2 separate regions of the Homo sapiens genome follow, and region 2 is linked to region 1. A link is an interaction called in ENCODE POLR2A ChIA-PET data of the cell type or tissue named here. Cell type or tissue: A673. All regions are shown on one strand. Links, peaks and the distances in the headings refer to the core of each region. The heading gives the core; the rest is flanking DNA. Region 1 overlaps LINC00616 (long intergenic non-protein coding RNA 616). Region 2 overlaps SLC7A11 (solute carrier family 7 member 11).

What was found. Peaks named below come from ENCODE experiments on the same cell type or tissue, not always from the same donor. Only the 100,000 strongest peaks of a DNase experiment are listed, where the experiment ranks them.
Region 2: POLR2A ChIA-PET joins it to region 1 with 11 read pairs; 3 of 35 experiments call an interaction of 5 or more read pairs at or near these places.

Annotation. Positions count from the first base shown.
Region 1 is chr4:138,085,622-138,088,550 of GRCh38, reverse strand. All of the region lies in intron 7 of LINC00616 (long intergenic non-protein coding RNA 616), which reads left to right. Among named protein-coding and RNA genes, the nearest start is that of SLC7A11-AS1, 1.9 kb to the left of the region's middle. In A673, for the core only: no CTCF peak of the experiment used is centred there; no DNase peak of the experiment used is centred there.
Region 2 is chr4:138,234,028-138,236,956 of GRCh38, reverse strand. It overlaps SLC7A11 (solute carrier family 7 member 11), which reads left to right. Exons shown (of 12, transcript NM_014331.4): 2 at 506-632. Among named protein-coding and RNA genes, the nearest start is that of SLC7A11, 6.9 kb to the left of the region's middle. In A673, for the core only: no CTCF peak of the experiment used is centred there; a DNase peak (open chromatin) is centred at 1,156; H3K4me3 peaks cover 2,382 bases; H3K27ac peaks cover 2,500 bases.

The sequences.
Region 1 (2,929 bases), core at 255-2,754:
GGCCGGTGCGAGATCCACTGGGTGAAGCCAGCTGGGCTCCTGAATCTGGTGGGGACTTGGAGAACTTTTATGTCTAGCTAAGGGATTGTGAATGCACCACTCGGCACTCTGTATCTAGCTCAAGGTTTGTAAATGCACCAATCAGCACTCTGTGTCTAGCTCAGGGTTTGTAAATACACCAGTGGACACTCTGTATCTAGCTAATCTAGTGGGGACGTGGATAACCTTTGTGTCTAGCTCAGGGATTATAAATGCACCAATCAGCACCCTGTCAAAACGGACCAATCAGCTCTCTGTAAAACAGACCAATTGGCTCTCTGCAAAATGGACCAATCAGCAGGATGAATAAAAGCAGGCTGCCCCAGCCAGCAATGGCAACTGTACAGGGTCCCCTTCCACACTGTGGAAACTTTGTTCTTTCGCTCTTTGCAATAAATCTTGCTACTGCTCACTCTTTGGGTCTACACTGCCTTTATGAGCTGTAATACTCACCGTGAAGGTCTGCAGCTTCACTCCTGAAGCCAGCCAGACCACGAACCCACCGGGGAGTAACGAACAAGTCGAGAGTGTGCCTTAAGAGCTGTGACACTCACCGCAAAGGTCTGCAGCTTCACTCCTGAGCCAGCGAGCCCATGAACCCACCAGAAGGAAGAAACTCCGAACACATCCGAACATCAGAAGGAACAAACTCAGGACACACCGCCCTTAGGAACTTTTAACACTCACTGTGAGGGTCCGCAGCTTCATTCTTGAAGCCGGTGAGACCAAGAACCCACCAGTTCCGGACACACTATCGAAGTGTAGTTATTATCAATAAATTCAGAGAATAAGAAAAACATCAAAAGAGAAATAATTAGGGTATAAATAGATGATACAACCCAAGGGCACCTTGAACCCCTATCTAGGACAGGTGTATGGAGGGCTCAGATTACTCATCCAAATTGTCATGTGTCTGAGTTGATTCCTGAGCAACATTAGCTCAGGCAGTGTTGCTGGGCAGGCATGGATGTCAGATGTCGGCCATTCCTAAAATACTCCCAGGGGATTAAGTGAGTATATAAATATCTCCCTCCTGTGTTCCTGCATCTGAAGGTGCCCTACACCCGAGAGCATTAGTGTGCTGCTAGGATAAAAGAATGTAATAAAATGGACTTTGAAGGCACATGTCAAAGGAAAAAATACAGTCTAATTAAATTTAATCATCTTTTAAATGGTTACTCAAAAGAGAGACTCTGTTAGAAGTTCAAAAGGCCTATATAAATCCTCCCGAGGCAAGTCCATACCGAGAGCTCACATATGGCAGTTGGAAGAGTAAAGGAAAATTTAGAAAGTTTGTTTCATCTTGGTAGGGCTGATGGGACTTTAATGAAGACAGACCAGTATCACATGGCCCTGAGATCACATTCTCTGCTGTCAAATGGGTTCAAGTTCACAGTCTTGAAAATTGTCCTTTTCCTATATTCAAATGTTCTCATGAGCCCTTTTCTTTTCAGTTCAAAGTAGATGTTAAAATGAGTTTTAAGTGTTTATTCTTTATCCTAGATTTTGGGCAGATGCCTAATTTCCATAGCTTCCTTACCTCCTGAAGAGTTTCAGGCTTTTTGCTTCTGCCAAAATGTAGCAAACCTACAGCTTGGTACTTTGAAGTTTGAGTTAAAGCAAAACTAAATGGACCATGTTTATCTGATCAATTAAGGCATTGCCTACATCCTCAGTACTGATGTTTCTCATTTAAGCAGCGTTCTATACAATCCTCAGGAAATTAACAACAGAAATAGAGTTTGGGGAAAGGGGGGTCATTATACAAAGAAATGTAGGAAGAGTGTGGAAGAATTTGACTAGGCTCCAATACAAACTGCATAAACTGGTCTCCAGTGTAAACTGAAGAATGTCTTTGTAGAAGTGGGACTGTAGAAAAATATTTTTTAAAGTTCCAAAAATAGAAGTTTGATTTAAAACGCCTATTAGGTAAAGTGATCTACTAGATTTAATAGTCTTTAACATGATTGATGTTTTTAATTAAAAATACCTCATCTTTCTCTCAGGGATTAGCATGTGTACAATTCAGTTTAACTACAGTTCAACAGGGAGAATTCTATAAACAGTACCATGCTAAGCAGAGTATTCAATTTAAAAAAATAAAATGAGCATAAATTAAAATTCTTCTAGGAGTTTACAATTTCTTTTTCTTGAGACCAAACCGAACAACACCAATTGATTAGTATGAGAGTGAATGATAGGTAATTGAACCCTCTGGCTGTTCCCAGTCAACGTTCTGTTCTACTATTCCCAATAATAGCTGGAGATACACTTGTTTGGCTTCCATTCCAGCTAGCTCAGGACCTGTGTACACAGCCCTTTCTATAGAAAGACAGGAAATCCTCTTTTCTCAGAATTCCTACTAGATTCCTTAGTCCTTGTTTTGAGCGAATCACATCGTCCAACTGGCACCAACAGATTAACTTGAAACTTTGTAAAGAAAATGATGTGCTTTTTGATATCTGGCAGATTCTATGGAGATTGCCTTCCAAATTCAAAGATTTGTCTCCGAAATTGTGCCTTGGCAAGAAAACGAATGTACAATCTTCACACATAGGGTGTGTTTCACTTCAATTTTAATACTATAGAGGCAAAAAAACAGCTTTCTCCAAGTTCCAAGTTTTATGTCCATAGTCTCTTCAACTATAAATGGGAAAAAATAGCAAAGATAAAGCTATTAATCTGTCTGACCCATATTCCCCTAAAAAGTTGCTTTTTCTTTCTAATTTGGTTTTCTATATTTCTTTTATGATTTACTTCTATAATTATTTTTATGATTTTTCTGATTTATTTTATGCATCTGTTTCTTCCCCAAAGACATATGATGTCTGTCCAGTTATTTAAATTGCGATAACTTTTAAACTTGATTTATTAAATATATGGTGGAGAT
Region 2 (2,929 bases), core at 145-2,644, 150 kb before region 1:
GTTTTCTAAAGAGTGGATACAGCTTGTTCATTTTGATTTTCCACAGAAACATAATTTATTAAAAGGGTTCTCAAAAAATAACTCAAAAAACTTAAAAGCTAACTCAAACATTTGGACTAATGCCTTGTCTTGGTGTGAGGTTGTGTTCTTCTAAAAATAGGTCAATATTATTGACATCTCTCTCCTCTTTTTCCCCTATTTCCAGGTTTTCAGCTCAAAATTCTGGAACACATGATATTGTTGCAGACATGTATCTTTGTCATTTCAAGTAAAATTATAGTGTTCAAATAGAATACACTAAATCTCAACTGTGAGGATGTTAGAAAAGGAACTTGGCGGGTCTTAGCAATTAGATGATGGTTATTTGTCTTGAGTAAGGATGCCATTCAGACCAAAGGAGGCAGTTACATCTCAGGCAACATATAAACATTATTGTATCTATTCTAATGCTGGGTGTCTTGAAAATGTATTAAATTGGTACCATTTTGTGACAAATATTTCACAGGAGCTTTGTCTTATGCTGAATTGGGAACAACTATAAAGAAATCTGGAGGTCATTACACATATATTTTGGAAGTCTTTGGTCCATTACCAGCTTTTGTACGAGTCTGGGTGGAACTCCTCATAATACGGTAAGAGCATAGTAGAAAGAATTAAGAAAAAATAAACCAATTCATTCTTATGAATCACCTTGATTATTTTTAACTGGTTAGACACATGCATGTCATGTGACTACATGATAAACATGTCTACCTCAGGATATAAAGCCTGTGATAAAGTACCTTTCTGAATTAAGATATTTTTAATGCAATTTTATCACTGACAAGCAGTTCACCAGCAATGCCAAACTTTTAGAAATATCTACCTTTCTTTGACCCTCAGCTATTCTCTTTGACACTTCCAGGAGAAAGATGCTTACTTGAAAGAATATGAACATGAAAATTCACCTGGATACCTTTTGACCAACTAGACCAAATTAAATATTGAAGTTTTCTCTTATTGTAGATTATATCATTAAGGCATTTAACTTTACTTAGTCATTGTGACCAAGACACTTCTGTGCCTCACAACTTAGTTGGTCACCAAGTCTTATACTTCATAAAAAACAGAGTTTGCATGACAGAGTCAAATGACTCATTTCCTTATATTAAACAGATTAGGAACTACAGTTCCAAAAGTCTTTTTTGATTTTATTGTTGTAACAATGTGTTTACATTCCTGCTTGTCTTGGTTTAAAATCACACTGAATAGTGCTAAGTCACTCTGAATAGCAAATTTCCTTCGACTTTGTGGGAAGCTTATGATGTCATATGAGCATTTCAGAGTATCACAGTTCCTTAAGGCTAACTACTTTGATAAAATGTGATGTGCACAGTCTGATTACAGAATTTAATGGATATTACTAGGGAAACTTGCTCTTATCAAACTTATCAAACATATGTGATTGAGAGTTCATGTGAGCTTTTATGGCTAAGTGCCAAATACAGTGCTAGTAAGTATTGACAACACTAATCATGAGTTTTACAGTGTTAGAAGTCTTTTTTTTTTTAACCAAAAAAAGATCTTCAAAGTAGTATATGCTTCATGAAGGCTTTTTCATTTTAAACACTCTGCATTATTTAAAATTGTTATAATGAAATAATAATAAGTATTTTTTTCCTTTCCTGAAATTCCTCTATCAGGAATGCACTTCTATTCCTTTTGGTTATCTCAATCTTATCTGCTCTTCAAAGGTCATCTTAAATCCTTTCTTTCCCACAATTAATTTCCTGTTTATTCTAATTTATGTTATTTCTTTCATCTCTAAATTCTTCTGAAAATTCTATCTCTGCTTCACATTTGGCATTGAGCATGATACCTTCTATTCTTCCTTAATATTTTAGGTGTCTATATTTTGTTTCCCTTTTAAAACTGCCAACATTTCAAGCATACAAAGATAAGATCTTTTTGTAACCCATATACTACTTAGGTCAGTGCCCTTTTTTTGGCATATATTAAATTATTTTTGAATAAGTAATTGAAAGTTTAAAGTTACAATATATTGTGTACAACATACTCAGCATTCAAATGCATGTACTACTTATTGACTGCTGGCCTGTCAGGCTGGCGGGCTTTGGAGCTTAATACAGTTGGACTTGACTCCGTCTTCAGCCATGTATTAGTTGTGTAACTTTGGCTCATTGCTTAGCATTATGATGAACATGATCATTCCATATAAATATAGCTTATATCTTACAGTAGCACAGATAAAATATTCATATATTAATTTATTTATTCCACAAACTGCTACTGAATGGTAAATGGCAATAAAAAGAGATCTAAAATGAAATCAGCCACAATTTCTGCTCCCAGGTAGCGGATAATCAAATGTTACTTTAATTTAAAAAAAAAAACTACTTTTCTCTGTGTGTGTGTGTCTGTTGACAGAGGAAAGTACCTTTGTATTCTAGAAGCTTTTAAAATATGTTCATATATCTCTTTGTCATAACATACTCATATTGCTGAGTTGGCCTTTTAAATAGGCAGAATAACAAATGACATGAGGAGGGACAAAATATCTAAGTATGTAAATATTTCTCTTCTTTTACTAATACCCATAGTTCCTAAGTACTTCCCATTAAAATTATACCTTTAGATTAAGTTAGTATTGCCAGAAATAATCTGTAAAACACAGATTTCAAGGACAGAAATATTATCTATCTGTACACAGCAGGGGTCATTAAACCGAATTTGCGTGTGCACTATATATTCAATATATATTGGGTTTCCACTATATGATAGACACTGTTCTAAACACTGGAGGTAAAACTGTGATTAAGATAGATATGATTTTGTACCCTTAGAGCTCAGAGTCAAGTGGGAGGAAATCATTATCAATCGAGAAATCACATAGGTAAATATAAAATTGCTATTGTGATAAGCACTGTGG